Linked DNA regions of Homo sapiens: all the other regions are linked to region 1. A link is a loop called in an ENCODE intact Hi-C map of the cell type or tissue named here. Cell type or tissue: OCI-LY7. All regions are shown on one strand. Region 1 has its middle 8.3 kb from the start of DAPP1. Region 2 has its middle 28 kb from the start of ADH7. Region 3 has its middle 24 kb from the start of C4orf54. Region 4 overlaps LAMTOR3 (late endosomal/lysosomal adaptor, MAPK and MTOR activator 3).

The links. Hi-C counts contacts between places; a loop is a spot of excess contacts. Peaks named below come from ENCODE experiments on the same cell type or tissue, not always from the same donor. Only the 100,000 strongest peaks of a DNase experiment are listed, where the experiment ranks them.
Region 2: a loop joins it to region 1, with 3 times the contacts of the local background. A loop is called at or near these places in 13 of 110 quality-filtered maps.
Region 3: a loop joins it to region 1, with 2.3 times the contacts of the local background. A loop is called at or near these places in 8 of 110 quality-filtered maps.
Region 4: a loop joins it to region 1, with 7 times the contacts of the local background. A loop is called at or near these places in 44 of 110 quality-filtered maps.

What each region holds. Positions count from the first base shown.
Region 1 is chr4:99,805,991-99,810,990 of GRCh38, reverse strand. No RefSeq gene overlaps it. Among named protein-coding and RNA genes, the nearest start is that of DAPP1, 8.3 kb to the left of the region's middle. In OCI-LY7, CTCF peaks have their summits at 2,331 and 2,530 (motif pointing right); DNase peaks (open chromatin) are centred at 1,460 and 2,530; H3K4me3 peaks cover 1,491 bases; H3K27ac peaks cover 1,428 bases.
Region 2 is chr4:99,461,097-99,466,096 of GRCh38, reverse strand. No RefSeq gene overlaps it. Among named protein-coding and RNA genes, the nearest start is that of ADH7, 28 kb to the right of the region's middle. In OCI-LY7, a CTCF peak has its summit at 3,020 (motif pointing right); a DNase peak (open chromatin) is centred at 3,036.
Region 3 is chr4:99,631,109-99,636,108 of GRCh38, reverse strand. No RefSeq gene overlaps it. Among named protein-coding and RNA genes, the nearest start is that of C4orf54, 24 kb to the left of the region's middle. In OCI-LY7, no CTCF peak of the experiment used is centred here; a DNase peak (open chromatin) is centred at 3,058.
Region 4 is chr4:99,883,027-99,888,026 of GRCh38, reverse strand. It overlaps LAMTOR3 (late endosomal/lysosomal adaptor, MAPK and MTOR activator 3), which reads left to right. Exons shown (of 7, transcript NM_021970.4): 4 at 673-731; 5 at 2,352-2,485; 6 at 3,902-3,965. Among named protein-coding and RNA genes, the nearest start is that of LAMTOR3, 8.9 kb to the left of the region's middle. In OCI-LY7, CTCF peaks have their summits at 2,547 and 2,748 (motif pointing right); a DNase peak (open chromatin) is centred at 2,766.

The DNA of each region.
Region 1 (5,000 bases):
CTCTCCCCACCCCATCCCTAGGGTCCTGGGTCACTCTCCCCACCCCATCCCTAGGGGTCCTGGGTTACTCTTCCCTTACCCCATTTCTAGGGGTCCTGGGTCACTCTCCCCACCTTCATCACTAGGGGTCCTGGGTCACTCTCCCCACCCCATCCCACAGACTGGGTAGCTTACACAAAACAGAAATTTATTTCTCACATTTCTGGAGTCTAGGAAGTCCAAGATCAAGGCACCAGCAGATGTGGGGTCTGATAATGCCTGATTCATGGTTCATAGATGCTGGCTGTCTTCTTGCTGTGTCTTCACATGGTGGGAGGGGCTGGGAAGTTCCCTGGGACCTCTTTTATAAGACATGAATCCCATTAATGAGAATTATGACCTTATGACTTAATCACCTCCCAAAGGCTCCACCTCCAAATACCATCACATTGGGGATTAGGCTTTTACATAGGAATTTTGTGGGACACAAATGTTCAGTTTTTGGTAGGGAGTGAGGAATGGTTTGCCTCTGCTGAGAGGTATATTCTGTCATTGACATTGGTTAGAATTGCTGGTTTCTGGTGATAATAAAGAGCAGAATGACTTCTCATTGGTTTTATCATTATCATTGTTTCTTTATTCCCTTTCTTTCTTTTTTTTTTTTTTTTTTTTTTTTTTAGAGAGTGTCTGGCTCTGTCACCCAGGCTGGAGTGCAGTGGCATGATCTCACCTCACTGCAATGTCTGCCTCCTCAGCTCAAGCCATCCTCCCACCTCAGCCTCCTGAATAGCTGGGACTACAAGCATGCACCACTACACCAGGCTTATTTTTGTATTTTTTGGTAGAGACACGATTTTGCCATTCTTTCCAGGCTGGTCTTGAATTCCTGGGTTGAAGCAATCCTCCCGCCTCAGGCTCCCAAAGTGTTAGGTTTATAGGCATGAGCCACAACGCACAGCCTGTTTCTTTATTGTTATTGACTATACCAGGGATTAAAGTGCTCCCAAGCACCCCCTCACCTTTGTATGTCACTGGTAAAAAAGATTCTTATATTAGAAGGAAAGTTATTCTAAGTCACTTTTAAGTTCCCTTTTAACTTTGAAATAATGTGACTTTTTAGAAACAAATACCCAGGGTTGCTGAAGCTATCCTGCACACATACATAATATATATTAGGCTTTCTTGCTGAAGCTGGGGATGATTTATATTTAACCAAACACCTCTTAGCACAGCAAATCAACATGCCTTCAGATAGAGCAGTGTTAATACATTATTCCAATAATGTTAAGAGAGCACATGTGTGGTTTAAGAAGAGTGCTGTGTTTTGCATGTCTCCTAATTTCCTAGAACTTCACTCTGGCTTTCTTAACAGGTAATGCAAACAGATTAAGTGATATTATGCTCCCTTCCGCAAAGGCTTTACTTCAGCACTTACTTTACCATTTTTAGATGCAGTGTCTTAAAAATATGCAAACATGTGCACTTGTGGGTGAGTGTGGCAGATGCTGTTTGTGCTGGTGAAGCAAGGCACCATCTGCATGGAAAGGTCATGCTTAATTGTGTCAGCACTGATTTCTGAGTAATGAAAGCCTGGACAAAAATGAAACTTCAAACACACCAGCATTTTTGCATTTAAGTCTGCAAAAGTAGCTGCTAACTCAACCAAATGAAATTAAACAAGGTTACGCACTTTTGGATCCTGTGGGCCCTATCCAAATACTTTTTGTCTTCTTGTCCACACTTCATCTGAAAAGATTGCTGTGTTAACTAACGGGAGCTAATGGCAAATAACAAAGATAATTTGACCAACTGGCCAGCTGAGATATCTCCCAGATTCTTAGCTTCCACGAAGCACCAGGGTAGATTCAGCTTTTGAAAATGGGTAAAATTTGAAATCGTTCATGATAATGTGTGTGAATGGAGCAGCTCAGCCAAAATGTCAGAACGTTTGGTCTACCTTGGGGTAGGACTTCAGAAATGAATAAGAGGAGTCTTAGAGCTTTTCATGGAGAGCATCTTAGAGGGAACCTACTTCAGTTCCCCTATTTAACAGGTTGGGCAAGTGGGGTTGGAAACTATTAAGATACTTGCCTGAGATTTCACCCCTAGTTACAGGGATTCTGGCACTTCTGACTGAGCCCAATTCTTTCCTTGCTGAGTCCAGTAATAATACAGCTAACTTTGGTGCTTTCTTTTAAATCACAAAATGTTTTCCAGGCCAGCATTAAATTAATAGAAAGCTTGAACCTCAGATGTATGTTATTTGTCCATTTGAAGCCTGCGTAAAACAAACTCCGCGGGAGTAAAAACTGTGGCTTACAGGTCCTCATATGACTTACTTTGAAACCCCATCAAAATAAATATTTCTTAAAATAGCCCTGGAAGCAATGAGAATGGACATTATAGAAAATATAGCCTTACTCTAGCGCTCCCCTCGCCACCCCCAACCCCCGGGTGTATTTAATTTGTGGATTCGCCCTACTGGCTGTGCTTACTACACCTCTTCCCCTCCACTTCCACAGGCAGGACCTCTGTGATGAGGATATGCTATCACTAGGTGGCAGTAATACCGCGTTGGTGGGCGCGGGGGAGCTGTTTTACCTGAAGTCAAGATTAGATCCATCGCTTTTTCCTTCCTCTCTATGAAAGTATAGTTCTTTATTAAAGTAGCTGAATTCAGGTGATACTACCCAACACCACATTTGTAGAAGATTCCTTAAACGCCAGACTACTAAACCATTAAATGATTCAGGTATAATTTATTACCTGTCTCACCAAGTTTTAAATGGTTCAATTCTTAGTTCTGCTCTCTTTTCCCTTTAAAGCTTTGAGACCTTTACTGAAAGAATTTAAATGAGTAGGAAGTGATTGAAATCTAAAAATTCAATTTTATACCTAAAAATGATTTTCATTTCTGCAATTGCAATATATTTTAAGCACTTACTTTTTCCTCAGCTCATTTGGTAAATATAAATCTTCAAAGCATTTCAATTTTCATTTAAAATAAGGAATGTAGGTGACTCTAAAACTGCTAACGTAGAGCCCTGTCACAGTAACGGTGACTGGAAATAGTGAAAATTCTTCAGGGTTCTCAGCGTTACAGTGAAGGCAGCTTGGGAACAGCTCCCCGATTACAGAGACAGTGACTCAGCCACAGCAACAACTTTGAAGTAGATTTTGTCACTGTTCCTGGGTGGCCCATGGGTCTGAGTTTTCTCTGTTAATCATATAAATATGAGATCTTTGGTATTTTAAATATTTTAAGGGTGGTAAAGAGAAGTTTCTCTTAACATGTAAATGTTTTTGTTCTGTCTATCTAAAGGAGACATTATAGAGATGATTTTTTTTGAGATGGGGGTCTCACTGTGTTGTCCAGGTTGGTGTTGAACTCCTGGCCTTAAGTGATCCTCCTGCCTCAGTCTCTCAAAGTGCTGGGATTACAGGCATCCGTCATTGTGCCCAGACACAAAGTGAATTTTATCCAGAAGGTTAGGTGGGGGATGGAAGCAGGAGGAAGAGCAAAATTATGAGGAACTATGAGTGGTTAAAAAAAAAATGTGAAGAGAGCAGGAGAACTATAAAAGAGAGTACTGACAGGATGGTGTGATAGGTGACTGAACCAGTAATCCACCCGAAGCAAAAAGGATAAACCTGGCCCTGAAGGGGGCCACATCAGAGCAAAAATAAAGGCTTCAGAAGACCCTGGAGGGTGGGGAGCATGGAGGTGACACACTGGAAGCTGAAAGCTAAGGGCTGCAGCAGGGCTTCTCCCAGGACAGGCTGTGCACCACCAGCCTCAAAATCCCCAAGGCACAGGGCCCTGGGGCCTGCATCTTGGACAGTTGCCCCAGGTGATTCTGATGTTCGGCAAAGGTTGAAGAGCACCCGAGTCTGTGGAAGAGCCTGCAGACCAAAAGTAATGTGGTGACGGGTCTGTGGGCTCCTGGGGCAATAACGAGTGCCATAAGCCTGTGCCAAGAAAAGATGGTACCTTGTGACCTAATAAGCTATCCACGTTTGTGTCAGTCAACACCCATCACAAAAGAAGCCTGTCATTCCTTGGACCATCTGTGTGTGCTCACGAGCAATGGGCTGTGTAAGGAGAAAAAGAAGGACTTCCAAAACCAAGAAAGGTTTTCGGGCTTGGAGGTATCAACTAAGTAACCTCAAACTCTTTTGTCTCAGTAACTCTTGGCTGCAGCTCAGCTGAGACTCAGCTATGCTGGCATCAGGAGTTGGCGGCTCCCTGTGGAGATCCTCCAAGTGCTCTCAGCAAACAAGGCCTTCTTAGGGTAATAGGTTGCTCGATGACACTGATGATCCAGATGACCAGAGGTCCCATGGTGGGGGACTTAACTTGATCCAGGCTTAGGATACAAACCAGTCTGACAGACAAGGGCAAATAGGAAAGGGATGGAGCTGGACTTCTGGGAGTAAAAAAGGGAGTCCCTGGGAGGAAGAATCCTTATAGGTGAGGATTCACGGCTTCAGGGCCAAGGGCAGGCAGGTCTTGGTGGTTGTTCTTGGCCTTAACTCAACCTAATCTTGCCTACTCTCTAGCAAGATTTTGTGTCCTGGAAGGAAAGGGCATGATGATGCTCAGTAGTGTTATTGCTTCCTAAGTGATCCAAGTCACCTCAGCCTGTTGGGTTGAGGGAATCCAAGTCCCCTAACCCTTTCCTTTAATTAATGAAAAGAATATCCCCTCCAGGCTTCCCTATCTCACATGCTGTGGCCAATCCAGTGATCTGACAATCCAGTGAGATTTCCATGAATTCTGGGGGCTTACAATATCATAGTTTCTGTTCCTCTTACTTCCTGCTTCCATTGACATCTAAGCCACTGAGCCAGTCAGCCAGCGTGCCTTGTGAGGTTGTTCTCTTCTCTCTGTACCACCTGACCAAACAGTAGACATGGTGCCTCTAAGTGCAGCTGTCTTGTCAAACGGTCAAGGATAGCAGACTTGACTAAAGTTTTGCTTAGAGAAATGGAGGAAAGTTTGCATTATAACACAGCTTACA
Region 2 (5,000 bases), 340 kb after region 1:
TTAAAAGTCAAAACAGCCAAAAATAACTACACAGGGGGATTTATTCCTGGTATGCAAGGCTGGTTTAATATATGGAAATCAATCAATGCGATACATCACATTAACAGACTGAAGGACAAAAATCAAATGATCATATCAATTGATGCAGATACAGCATTTGACAAAGTTCGAGATTTTTCTTGATAAAAACTCTTAACAGTTTAGACATAAAAGGAAACTTCCTCAACTTAAAGGTCATCTATAAAAACTCCCAGCTAACATCCTAATCAATGGGGGAAAACTAATTAATTGTTCTTGATAATACTTTTAAACAAGAAGAAGAAATAAAAGGTACCCAATTTGGAAGTGAAGAAGTAAAATTATCTCTATTTTCAGATGACATGATCCTATATGTAGAAAACCCCAAAGGCTCCACCAGAAAACCGTTAATATAATAAATGAATTTAGTAAAGTTGCAAGATATAAAATCAACATACAAAATTTGTGACATTCTATATACAAATAATGACCTAGCTGAAAAAAAAATCCCATTTACAATAGCATCAAAAAATAAAATAAAATATTTAAAAATAAATTTAACCAAGATGGTGAAAGACCTCTACAAGGCAAACTATAAAACAGTTAAAGAAATTGAAAAGAATACAAACAACTGTAAATACATCCCATGTTCACAGATCAGCAGAATTAACATTGTTCAAATGACCATACTACTCAAAGCAATCTACAGATTCAATACGATTCCTACCAAAATACCAATGACATTCTTCACAGAAATAGAAAAAAATTATAAAATTTCTATAGAACTACAAAACCCTCAATAGCCAAAGCAATCCTGAGCAAAAGAAAGAAACCTGCAGGTATCACAAGATCTGACCTCAAAATATACTACAAAGCTATAGCAACCCAAATAGCATGATACAGGCATAAAAACAGACACATAGACCAATAGAACAGAACATAGAGCCCAGAAATAAATAAATCCAAATATGTATGGTCAATTAATTTTCAACAAGGGCACCAAGAAAACACAACGAGGAAGGGATAGTTTCTTCAACAAATGGTGCTGAGAAACTGGATTTAGTCCCAAAAATAAATAAATGGGACTATATCAAACTGAAAGGCTTCTGCACAGCAAAGGAAAGAACCAACAAAATGAAAATGCAATCTACAGATTGGGGAAAAAATACTTGTAAACCATATACCAGATAGGAGGTTAATATTCAAAGTTTATAAATAGCTCATACAAACATATATAACCCGGTTTTAAAATGGGCAAAGGACTTGATGTAGACATTTGTCAAAAAGCACATAAAAATAGCTAATGGATACATTAAAAGGTACTCAACATCCCTAATAATTAGAAAAAAAACAAATCAAGCCTGGGCGCAGTGGCTCACCCCTATAATCCTAGCACTCTGGGAGGCTGAGGCGGGCAGATCACTTGAGGTCAAGGGTTTGAGAGCAGCCTGGCCAACATGGCGAAACCCTGTCTCTACTAAAAATACAAAAAATTATTAGCTGGGCGTGGTGGCAAATGCCTGCAATCCCAGCTACCTGGGAGGTTGAGGCAGGAGAATCGCTTGAACCCAGGAGATGGAGGGTGCAGTGAGCCCTGATCGCGCCACTGCACTCCAGCCTGGGTGACAGAGTGAGACTCCGTCTCAAAAAAAAAAAACAAATCAAAATTACTGTGAAATACATCTTTACACATCTTAGGATAGCTATTATCAAAAAGAGAAGCAACAGAATGTGTGGGTGAGGGTGTGGAGAAAAGGGAACCCTTGTACACTGTTGATGGGAATGTAGATTGGTGCAGCCATTATGGACAACAATAAGGAAGTTCCTAAAGAAATTACAAATAAAGCTACCATATAACCCAGCCATCCCTCTTCTCTTGGCTTGCTGGCTTACTGTGTATTTCTCAACTCTGCCTCTATTTTCACATGGTCTTCTCCATCTCTCTGTGTTATCTCCTTTGTGTGTCCTAAAAGGATACAGGGTGTTGGATTTAGGGCTTACCAAGATAATATAGAATGATCAAGAGATCCTTAACCTAATTAACATCTGTAAAAATCATTTTCCCAAATAAAGTCACATTTATAGGTCCCAGAGAATTAGTATATGAACATTTTTTGGGTGTCCACCATTCAACCCAGTAGAAGGTGACTGTAGGATCATGGTTCTTTTAAACAAAGTAATGTGGCAGGGGAATTGAAACCCAAAAACACGTGAGCAAGTTCACCAGTGTCGCACAGAAGCCAGTGGCAGAACTGGTTCCATGTTTAGAAAAAATGGGAGAAGTGGTGCATCATCAGCCTGAGAATGTTGACAGATTCTCAAAATTCACACATATGAATGAGCTCTTTGTTTCTCATTTTTCTGCTCCCTCAGCTGAATAAAAAGGACAGACAGTGGAAATGTTTCCTGAGCTCCTTTAGGGAATCTTAGGATGAGTGACATTACTTTGGATTACCAAAGTAATGCAAAGTATTATGCATTTACTTTTTCCAGTCAGTGGGTCTAATTACTATCAGCTGTTATCAAGCAATATCTTAGGTTTATTTCTGTTAGAACTCAAAATGGAGCACTTCTGAATACATAGTTCTTCTGGCTCTGAGAAGAGATATTTCAATTCATTGAGAGAAGTGCTGTAATTTAAGTGTTGATAAAAGAAGTTTAAAGAGCATTCTCTGCCATTTGCATATCCATATTAGATATTTCACAGATACTGAATAGTTAAAATGATAGTTGGTTTATGATTTAAAAAAAGCTTTTAAGGAAAAATTACTGTAGGGTGTGACAAGAGAAAAGACAGCAAAAAGGCACTGGAATGCCTACTTTTAAAAATAGCTGATTATGTACTATCTAAACTTGTCAAAAGAATATATCTATATCAGGGTGGCTTTCTGGAGTGGGAAGAGAAATTCAAGATTCTTTTCAAACCGATGTTAATCTAAGTCTACCTATATATTCTCTTCTAACATCTTGTTTCCAGTCACAGGGTTTAAGTGCTATATTCACCACTAGGTGGTGGTAACACACCAGGCACAGACTTCACGGTGCCCAGTCAGCTAGGGAAGAGGTGGAACACAAGATTGGAGGCAAGAAAGGCTGTGGCCATTTACCTCCCTAAACTAAAAACCCTTAGAAGGTAAAAGTAAAGGCTACTATATAGCCCTTTCGATAAGACATTATTGATAAGTTGGAACATTCTGCAATACGTTACTTCCACTGACATAATTGACATTTTGCATCCTACCTCAATAATTGACATTCTGCAACCTACCTCAATAATTGACATTCTGCAACCTACCTCAATAGTCTTCCATTTTTTCTTCACTAAAGTTAAGCTATAAATACTTATAATAATACATCCCAAGATAAGCAGAATTAACAATTAAAATAATCCCTACAAAAATGCTTTACAAACTCACAAGTGCCAGAGAAATATGGAATATGCTTGGCCCTTAAATTTTTATTCAAGGATGAGAATATTTAGAAGAGTCCTTCTCGCTCTGGGAATACCAAAGGATCACTTGGGGACTTTTTGCAGCAGATTCTCCAGATATTTAGGTGGGATTTACCCTCTGTGATAGTTCAATAAATATTTACTGAGTGAATGAGTGACTTAATGAATGAATACATAAGACAAGTGTGGAGTTGGTGAAATGAAAGGCACTGACTTAGAGATAGACTCTTATGGCTGGACAGTAGGCTGTGGGAAAGGAGGGCAAGGGAAGAGGGGGAGACACAAAGAATCTCCAGTCAGTGACAGGCACTGTCCTTCCAGAAAAGTTGGAATTTGGGCAGTTGCAGTAACCCTGAAGCACCTGGATGTTAACAGACCATGTGCAGAAGTCAGCAGTTTGAGAGTTTCCCTCTGAGAATACTGAGTTTGTTAATATCTGGTACCAGGGCTTTATTCCAAGTTGAAGAGGCGTCTCCTACTTCTAATCTGTGGCTGGTAACCCTGCCTCAAGGATAAATATTATCCTCCTAACCCTAGGATTTTCTAAGTATTTGCTTTCTCTGAAGATATGTTGGTCCTCTCTGGCTATGGACTAGAGGAAACCTACAGGGCATAGCCCAGGACCACCTCTGTCCAGGACAGTACCAATGACCCTTGGAATAAAGAGTTTTGGCTCTTAACCCAAACATCAGAAGCACCTGAGGAGCTTTGCAAAATCGTGTAGGCTCTGAAGTCCAGCCAACAGTTTATGTTTGAAAAACCTTCCCTGGTGATTGATAAAGACCCAGGGTTGAGAAAAATAACTAGAACCAGGCCTCAAAGACTTGCTCTAGGGCCAGAGGGCACTGACCGCTCCACCAATGCCCTGTCACCCTGTTCCCTGTCATGTTGGGTTTATACAATACTGAGTTTTCAGTAGCTTGACCAGTACCAGAAATGTTACAGTATTAAAGGCAAATTTGACAGCCCAGCTGCTCATTTATGGTCGCCTGGGGGGACATCCTTTTCTTTTTCCTAGAATAATAATATTAATAGCTAATTGAATGATCACAATGTTCTACACTCCATTAAGCAATTTACATGCATTTATTCCATTTAACCCCCACAATCATCCTACGAGGCAGGAACTTTTATTACCCATATTTTACAGGTGAGAAAATTGAGGCTTATAAAGAAGTTGTGGATGGACCACTTAGTTTGGAAGGTGGCAGAGTCATGACCAGAACCAACTTGCGTTTGAAACCAAAGCTTCTGTTCCTCCAGAGCACATATTTCTGTTATCTATGGAGGCAAGCTTCATGAAATAATCTGACTGATAATATCTATAGGTTATTGAAACAAAATCCAATGCAGTCTGGAAGGAATAATAGTAGAAAATGTAACAATCATTGTGTCATTTCTGGCTTTAGTAGGAAATAAATAGGTGGTGTCATCAAGGTGAGTTATTGCAAAGAGTTTAAGAGATTATTTATAAACCTATGGATAGCATTTTGTAAAAGCAACCAGAAAGGGTCTAGGACCCTGGAGCTGG
Region 3 (5,000 bases), 170 kb after region 1:
TGGTCGTCCCTCTCAAAAACTACATATCAGAGACATACATTTTGGAAACCTACTGCACAGTGAAGATTAATGCTGTAACATGTCCCTTAAATAATCCACTAGTCAATTGAGATCACTATAAACCTTAAGATTAAGACCCCAAAACACTTGAACCCATATTGCACAAAGACAGACATCCAGGATTCCTCACATCTGTCTAGTGGTTGGGGAATATAGAGCAAGAAAGGAAATTAAGGGCAGTTTCAGATCTTATATGTCACCTCTGAGTCACCTCTGGCTTCTGGCTCTTGTTTCTAATCAATTCTCAAACTACAGTCTCCACTTTGCACCAAGTATGCGTCATTTTTCTCTGCACTGCATTACCCCACCAGCCTTCATTGCAGCACACTCACCCCATCCTGAGTATTCCAGAAACAGCGACTGTATGTGTGGCAGGATTTGGCTGAAGGTTTGCTGTAACTCGATGGAGATTAGCAGGTAGTTCATCATATGGCAGGCAGCTGCATTAGCATACACCTTAAACCTGAACCACTGGCATTCCAATTCTTAAATAGCCCCATGCCATCTCTGGCACGAGATCATTTTCTCTGGTTGTTGAGTTTATTTGTGCTCCAGACACTCTCCTAATTGCTAGAGCCCTCTACTTTCATCTTCCACTTCCTCTGCTCCCTAGATTTCTGGCTCCCCATCCTCCATGTTTCTGTAATTTCTTGTATACAGCAATTTACCTATCTAATGAATCCCTACTGATGCAGACCCACTACACTATATCCAGAAGATCTTACTTTCATAAATAAGCATGCCCATTGTTCTAGTTATGTACTACTGAGAAACAATCTACCTCAAAACTTAGTGGCTAAAAATAACAAAAATCATCTGCTTAGCTCATGAATCTGCAATTCAGGCAGGGCTCAGCATGGCAGATTTGGGTGTGATTCACATAGTATCAGTCTAGGAATGGGAGAATCCACTTCCAAGATGGCACACTCACATGACTGGCAAGTTGATGCTAGCTGTCAGCTGGAAGCTTAGCTAGGCCCAAGAGAAAAGGGTCTTGATTCCTCTTCATTTGGGCATCTTGCTGCTTGGGCTTCCTCAGAATATGATGGCTGGGTTATAACAGTAAGTATCCCCAGAGACAGGAGGCAGACAGTGCCAGTTTCTTAAGACCTATTTCAGAAACTGACAGAGTCACTTTCATCATCTCTATTTGACAGGAAATCACAGAGCCCAGATTCAATGGACAGGAACATAAATTCTACCTCTCAATGGGTGGAGTGCCAAGAACTGGGGGACATGTTTTAAAAGCACCATACTCATTAAGAGGTGTTTTTAAACGGTTTTTTTTAAAAGGAATTCTTAAGTCAGTTCTTCAATCAGTATCATCTCTGTGAAATAAGTTTAGTAATAGCACTATTATTAACAGTATATAAAACACTATAGTGTGTGTTTATGTATATAATATACACAAACACAATATATTTAACAGTATTACAATATACCATATTATATTTATGACATATGTATCATTATAATGAGAAAATTATGAGATAATATGTATCACTCCTAGCCTATAGTTAGCATTCAAGAAACATTAACTGCTATGATACACCTCCCCATTATAGAACCTCTGCTTCTGAAAACTTCAAATTCACTGTTATACAGCGTACTTAAAAATACTCAATCATTTATTGGGATTCCTTGTATGCATTATATTTACAAATATAATGCATATTCATTGAAAAAAATTTAATTACAATATTTTAAAAATTAGAAAGCAGGGGGAAAAATTTTTACTTGGAGACCCACTGCACAAATTGCCTCTAGAAAATAAATATTTATAAGTATATTTGATATTTTACATGCTATTTTGTTGTCTACTTTTTTTTGCTTCATAATATTGTACCTCTTCATTTACCAATTGTCAGGTTCTAACGAAGATCCAAGGGGAGTCGGTGGGCGAGTGCGGGGGAGCTGGAAAAACACTCAAGGAAACGTAGACAGTTTCGACATGGCTTTACTCTTTCTAGGCACGAGCGAGTCCAGGCACGAGCCATATGTACAGCGTTAGCAGGATAATTATACCTTTTACAAACAATAGTCGCTCCAAGCCTAGCATGAACTCACGTGGGTGATCACCTAATGCGCCTCATGTGGCGTGGTTACACAATGAGCAGAGTTGTGCACCTCTGCTCCAAACTCACTGAGTCATGCTGGACTGGATGTCTGCCTCGGCCTGTTTTGACCACAGCACATCCATTTTCCTTACACCAATATTCTACCTCTTTGTCTTCCAATATTCTTGGAGGAATGACTTTTAACTGCTCTATCTTTTTTCTCATATAGCTGTATTATAATATGTTTAATCAATCTCATATTTTAAAGTATTTATAGTTTGGAGCTATGAAAATGATGCTGCAATAAATATTTTTGAACATAAATCTTTGTAAGCATCTCTGATTATTTTCATGAGGTAAAGTCCTCTAATTAGAATTACTAAACAAAAGTGCATGAGCATTCTTAGAAATTTTGACACATGAGATTTTGAAATGTCTTCCTCCCTCCATCTCCCAATTCCACCATCCCCCTACACACCTAAATCACCAGTTCCTTAGAAATATTCTATGCTAATGAGAGCTGCCATGCAAACACTGCATTTAGAAACCTCATATTTTAGCACTTCACTTATTTCAAATTATCTTGAAGGTGGAAGCATGAGCAGCTCCTTGTGATTTGCAGAAATACATATTTCACTGCAGAAAGTAGTATATAAACTTTTACTTTGACATTTCCCTCACTTGCTACTTTACAGACATCAGGAAAGAGTAATGGACTAATGGTCTTATGTGGTCTTAGGATTGTCCTTGTCTTTCTTCGTTCCTGGGTCAAGTTTCTCTAGAACAGGGCTCTCAAAGTGTGGTCCCCACATCAACAGCAGGGGAAACTTAACGTGTTTTCAATGCAAACCCTCAGACCATCTTACACCTGTTAAATCAGAAATGGACAGGGAGTGGTGAGAAGCTGCAATCTGTATTTTAACAAGCCCTCCAGGTGCTTCTCATGCAAATTTGGGAACCACTGCTCTGGAACACTGTGCCCTGGCAACACAGTTTGGTCACTTCCTGGACGGCAGCAAGACTGATATTCCTGAGTAGAAAACTCTGCTCTTGACCCATTATATTAGTGTACTAGTCCCCAGTGAGATATTTTCTCTCCAATCCTCATTTTCCTCAACGATCTTTAAAAATGGAGACAATAAATGCCTGCCTCAGGGTTTTTGTGAACATTTCATAAAAACAATTCTTAAAAAATATTGTTTTCCTTCTATATTGATACAGTTAATCTAGCCTTTATTTTTTGAACATTTATCTTTTTTTTTTTCTTTTGAGGGAAGTGTCAGAGTACCAGGGCATGAGGGGAGAGTAAATTGCTTTGCTATGGAGGCTGTAACAGAAATCTGCCCACTTCAAATGGCACCTTGGACATCCTGAAGAGCAGTTTAAGTTATGGATGTCCTTAGCATCCATAGGGAACAGCTCAGGGGTCATTGAACACAGACTATACACTGCATGAAGAATACTGAGGATATATACATGGCGCTGAGTTTGAGAAGCTCACACTTTATTTAGAAAGATATTTACATAAGTAATCTTAAAGTAAAACTTCTAAAAAATAATGACATAAGGCAACAGAGAAAGGCAGTCACCTAAGTTGGTTTGGTTAATTTCCAGTTGGGTTATATATTTAATAAGCATACATGGGAAGCAAGTGTCTCCATAGCTGGCAGATTCTATGTGCAGAAAATGTAATAGGAGCTGGGCTTGGTAAGATTTGTTTCGGCAGAAGGGAAGGGGGAAGGCAAGAACACAGAAACAAACAGCTAAGGGTAAGATCTGTTTGGGACAGTGCATATTTCAGGGGCAGGAAAGGTGATATTCATGAAAAGTCATGCATAGGAGACAGGAATGAAGTGTGGAACCTGAGTGTGAGGAGAGAATTGAATTCTAGTCTTAGGAGCTCAGACTGGATCTTGCCATAGGTAGCAGACTCCTCTAGAGTTAAATCTTGCAGAATTAAATCCAGACTCTGCCTTTCGCCAGCTGTGAGACATTGGACAAGTCACTGAATCCCTCTGTTTTGATTCTTCCTAAACAAATCTAGTGTGTAATAATAGTTCCTACTTGGTAGGGTTCTTATGAGAAGGAACTGATTTAATGCCTGTAAAGGGCCTAGAGCAGTACATGGCACTTAACAAGTGTAATATAAAATGTTTGCTAAATAATAAAGGTAGAGAAAACTTTGTTTAGGCATGTTAAGTAATGTTAATTCTTGGGAATTGTCTGCTCACCTAACAAGTGCTTTGTATTTACCATAACTCCTTCAGATCTCATTAAAGAGCGAATGTCTGTTTTTTTTGTTGTTGTTGTTTTGTTTTTTTCTTTTTTTGACGGAGTCTCACTCAGGCTGGAGTGTGGAGTGCAGTGGCATGATCTTGGCTCACGGCAACCTCCACCTCCTGGGTCCAAGCGATTCTCTTGTCTCAGCCTCCTGAGTAGCTGGGATTACAGACGCCCACCACCCTGCTAGTTTTTGTATTTTGAGAAGAGACAGGGTTTCACCATTTGAGGAATATATGAGAGCATCTCTACCTTTAAGCATCTCTGTGTATCTTGGCAATTTGAAAGATTCATTGCACCCTGAAATTTTACTCCATGACTGTTTACATGGTTAATCTTCAGGCAAATTGAGTGGGAGAAGTATTTTAAAAAGATAGATATCCCCAAACCAAATAACATTGACTCATTTTCACTAACAAAGGAAATCAGTTAATTTATAACTAAAGCCTATTCTGGAAAGAGAATGTCCACACTTTTACATGTAATCCTAGAAGATTATGGCAGGAATCTTTCTATTAAAAATAGAAGGGTGAAAATAGCTTACAGATTTACATCATGTTCCAGTTAACTATGAATAAATTAAGCTTTTATGAATAGGATGGT
Region 4 (5,000 bases), 77 kb before region 1:
AGCCAGGAACAGTTTTTCCACGTCTTTTCACTTAGTGCCATAACGTCTCAGCTGATGTATTACTGCCTCCAGGAAAGCCTTCTCTGGCCCACTGTCTGTCTGCATCAGCCTCCTCTTTTCTAGGTTCTCATATCCCTATGAACTTTTTAACAACACTTGCCACCAGTTTTAGTTTTACGTTTGTTATTGTGAGATTATTTTATTGGTAACACATTCACTTTTTACATTGGAAGCCATGTGAAGGCAATGATTGTGCTTATTTCTGTTTTTCATAGTATCAAAGTATTAAGTGCCACAAATACTGGCCGCTTAATATTTGCATGAATGAAAAAGGAAAAAGGCTGTTTTTTGTCACTATAGCCCCTGCTGATAATCTTTCATGCTTTTGTGTACCATGGACTGATCATTCATTAGTAGTTTTAATGGAGAGTTATCTATGTCTTAGATTCTTATTAATAAACTGCATGAACTTGTAAATATTATAAACATTTCTATAATACACATTGATTCAATTTCTGGGAGAATTTTGGGGTCTGTGGTTTTTCAGAAAATACATGAGAATTATTATGTCTTTGAGGTGCATAGTTTGAGAAAATGAAATATTTTATATTTTAACTTTTTAAAATTTTATATTTTAACTTTTTTTATATTTTAACTATTTTCTTTTTCTAGTGTTGAAGGGCTCCATGCCATTGTTGTGTCAGATAGAGATGGAGTACCTGTTATTAAAGGTAAAACTGAACATTTAAATGCAAATGTCTTCTTTGCTTTTGACTAAAAATGTGTGTAATTTACATCTGAGTAGTACAGCAGGCAAACATAAAATTCATTTTAGTAAATTTGGGAGATGGTCTTAGTATTGGGGAAAGTGTTTGCTTTTGTATGTTGAAGGTTGAATTTGAATCTACAATGTATTATATATCACATGTATCATATTAACATCTAGAGTTTAAGCATGGATTTATCACAGACCCATTTCCCATTAAAGACATTTACAGTGTAACGTAAACCATTAGTAAATCTAAGTGATGAGAGTGAGCATGTATTCAGCTAGATATACACACAGACACCCCTACTATATATATATGTGTGTGTGTATATATATACATACCACACACACATTTTATCAAATTGCTAGTTGTTTTAGGATAATACCCATGTATTTGGATCATAAGTAAACATGATGTCACAGAGAGTCAGTATGGATTCAGACAATTTTTACTATTTCTATATTATGGTATTATGAGAATGGATGTTCCTAGTTTTATTGGGACACTATAGTGGCTTTATCAAAGATTAAAGATTGGATAATGTTCTGTATATTTTGTTTACAATTTTCCACCTGGAGTTGTCATATATATCAGATAATTTTAGACTTTAGAAATGAAAGGAGGTTTAGAAGTCAACTAATGTAGTTCTTTCATTTTATAAGTGAAGGTGATAAAGTGCAAAGACACTTGGACTTCTTAGCAGTTTTAATGGAGAGTTAGCTATGTCTTAGATTCTTATTAATAAACTGCATGAATTTGTAAAGATTATAAACATTTCTGTAATACACATTGATTCCATTTCTGGGAGAATTTTGGCAAACACATTATAAGAACAAAGGAGGTCCTGTGGTTTATAATCTTCGGACATTGCCGTCCAAAGTCGGACATGAGTCAGTAACAAAACAGTAATAGAACCCATAATCTCCTGATGTGTGGTCCAGTGTGCTTTCTAACCCACTATAAAATGGCTGTTGAATGGCTGTGGACAGATTGCTTGCCTTCTCTTAATTCCGTAATGAGGGATTTGAACAAAATAATCTCAGATTTTCCAGCTCTAATATTCTTCATGAGGATCTCTGTGTTAAAGCCTTGAGCCCTGCACTCATTAATATAACAAACTCCATGCAAACCTTTTAATGAGTGAGAGAAACATGAAACAGGTAACCAGCTGCAGATTGTTAATATCTATGAGAGATACTGCTGCTGTGGGTTTTATAAGAGCAGAAGTTTTGTAACTTTTTTCATTAGTTTATTCTAGCCTAGTCCTCAGATAACCAGTTAAATGTACTTGATTAATCTGTTTTAAGTTAGATATCAAGAAAATGTAAACATTTAGTTTTCTTTTTAAAATTTAAAAAAATTGTGAGAGTCAGCATTTTTTCTCTTACTTGTGATCAGTGAACTTTTGATTGAGCAGTTTTTCCTGATTAGTGATGAGACCCCATTAGTGATATGATTTTCAATATTGTGAAACATAACCTTTGTGTTCAATTTTAAAAAGAGGTTTATGAAAAAAAAGGGCTGTAAATCTCTCTACCATATCCTCTGCATAATTTTTATTTAAATCACTTATTTTTCTAGTGGCAAATGACAATGCTCCAGAGCATGCTTTGCGACCTGGTTTCTTATCCACTTTTGCCCTTGCAACAGACCAAGGAAGCAAACTTGGACTTTCCAAAAATAAAAGTATCATCTGTTACTATAACACCTACCAGGTAAGTTCATAATTATAAAATGATTTGCTGATTTCAGTTGTCATTTTTGTGCCTTTTATATATATAAAATAGTTTGTGTTATAGTTCTCAATTTTAGTTTTGAAGAGGATGAAATTGTAAAATTTTAGCCTTCAAATTGGTTGTATTAAAATGTAGTAATTTTCTTCACATTTCATACCAGGAAATAATTACTATGGAAAAGTAATTAAGTGATTTAATAAAGTACATGTTATCCTAAAAAGAGTATGTCAGGTCACTGTTACCTCCAGTAGATGGTGCCGTTAGCTAAACAACTGTGATTTCTCAGCTGACACACTTTTTTTGTTGTAGTAACAGATAAAAAAAACTTTCCTTGAAAGTTTATTAAATTTGCTCTTGCTGCTAATTCCTTCATTTTTTGGAAATATATATATGTAATAAATGAGATTATTATTTGTGGGAAAGAAGTTAGTTTTTAGTTTTTGCATGTCTCTTGATCTCAAGCTACATTTTCTTAAGACTAAATTAATTCCTTGTGCTTTAGAGCGATGTTTCCTAATCAATTGATGTAAGTTACTCTTTTTTTTTTTTTCTTCCAAGACAGAGTCTGGCTCTGTTGCCCCATGCTGGAGTGCAGTGGCATGATCTCAGCTCACTGCAGCCTCCGCCTCTCAGGTTCAAGTGATTCTCACGCCTCAGCCTCCCAAGTAGCTGGGATTACAGGCATGTGCCACCAGGCCTGGCTAATTTTTGTATTTTTGGTAGAGACGGACTTTCACCATGTTGGCCAGGCTGGTCTTGAACTCTTGGCCTCAAGTGATCCATCCACCTCAGCCTCCCAGAGTGCTGGGATTACAGATGTGAGCCACCGTGCCAGGCCCATCTTTTATTTTAAAAGTTATATATTTTAATGTGTATTAAGTAAAAGATAACCAAACCATCTGACCTTTAATTTCATCAATAAGGATTAGGTTTAAACTAAGTTTTCTTTTTTTTTGAAGGTAGTTGATTTAAAGTTACTTTAAATTTAATTTAAATTACAGTAATACACAAGAACCAGAAAATATCATGAAGATAAAACTACTTGAATAACTGAGAAATACTGCATTTATCCATTTAATTATCAACTATTTATTAAGTCCTTACAATGTAATTGATATTCTGTTGGGCTTTAGAGATAAAAAGATGAAGATATGGTTTCACCTTAAAAACTTTCCAGGCCAAATGGTATTAATGTCTCTAAGAGATCATCACTAATTCTGTTTTATGGAAATATTCACTGAAATATAAAGTTCCTTTCTGTTTCATAATATAATACCATAATGTTGGGCTAAAACATTGATGATTTTAAAGTTTTTGAAAGATTAAGACATTTCAGTTTAGTTATACTACCTTTTCATAATGCAACATATTATTTGGCTCTTATTTTCTTTTTAGGTGGTTCAATTTAATCGTTTACCTTTGGTGGTGAGTTTCATAGCCAGCAGCAGTGCCAATACAGGTGTGTTTAATGACCTTAAATATCACTTTAATCCTTAATTTTAAAAAATTAATTTAATTACCATACCTTAATTTAAGAGGAATAGTAGATTTAGAGCCAAAAATCTTGAACTTGTGGCCCAGTTTCACTGTCTTTTTTCCATGTCTTGGGAAAAGTGATTTCTCTGAATCCTGGTTTCCATATCTGTATAATGGAGATAATATATGCTTTCTCCATCTTACAATGTTATTTTCTAGTTCAAATGAGACAGTGTATGGGTAAGTGATTTTTTTTTTTTTTTTTTGGAGACAGGAAAATTAAATGTTATCTGAGTGCTACATCTTGCTCCCATTACAGCAGTTTAAGAAAACAAGGTGAAGATAACCCAACAAAACGCATTAAAATGATCGATGAGTTACAGACCAATCTATTAAATTAGAATTTTTTAAATTTTACCTAATGGGGAAAATGAATGTGATTGAGAATTTAAAGAGCATGAATAGGATGAACATAGTCTCACTCTTCTTGAGAACTGAAGAATTTGAGAACAAATGCTAGGAAGCTGTACCCTTTATAGAGAATAGTAAAATTCCATTGTATCCAATACCTTCACTGGATATTTATGTGTAAAATAATGACTATTCACTTGGTTGTAATTTTTTTACTTCATTTTATATAAAGTAGGATTTTTATTAAAAGGTCTGTCTCCTTTAGATTTGATTGCTGTTGAGAATTGTAATATATTTTTTTCTATTTGTTTTTTCTTCCAAACTGAGCAAGTTCTTCTAGCTATGTCACTGAAGCCTGTTCTTAGATACCTCATCTTTAGAATGAGAGGTTTAGATTTGATGATCTATTAGATCTCTTCCATTTCAAAACATTTTAGGAATCTGTAAAATACTGTATGTAAAAACACTTTCTGAATTATATAGGATAGTAATGGTGTTAAGATTTTAAGTATATTTAGGAAATATACTAAATCTGAGTTTTGATAAATCACCTATCATCACATACTAAGTCACCAGTTGTTATATACTATGATAATGTACAGAACAA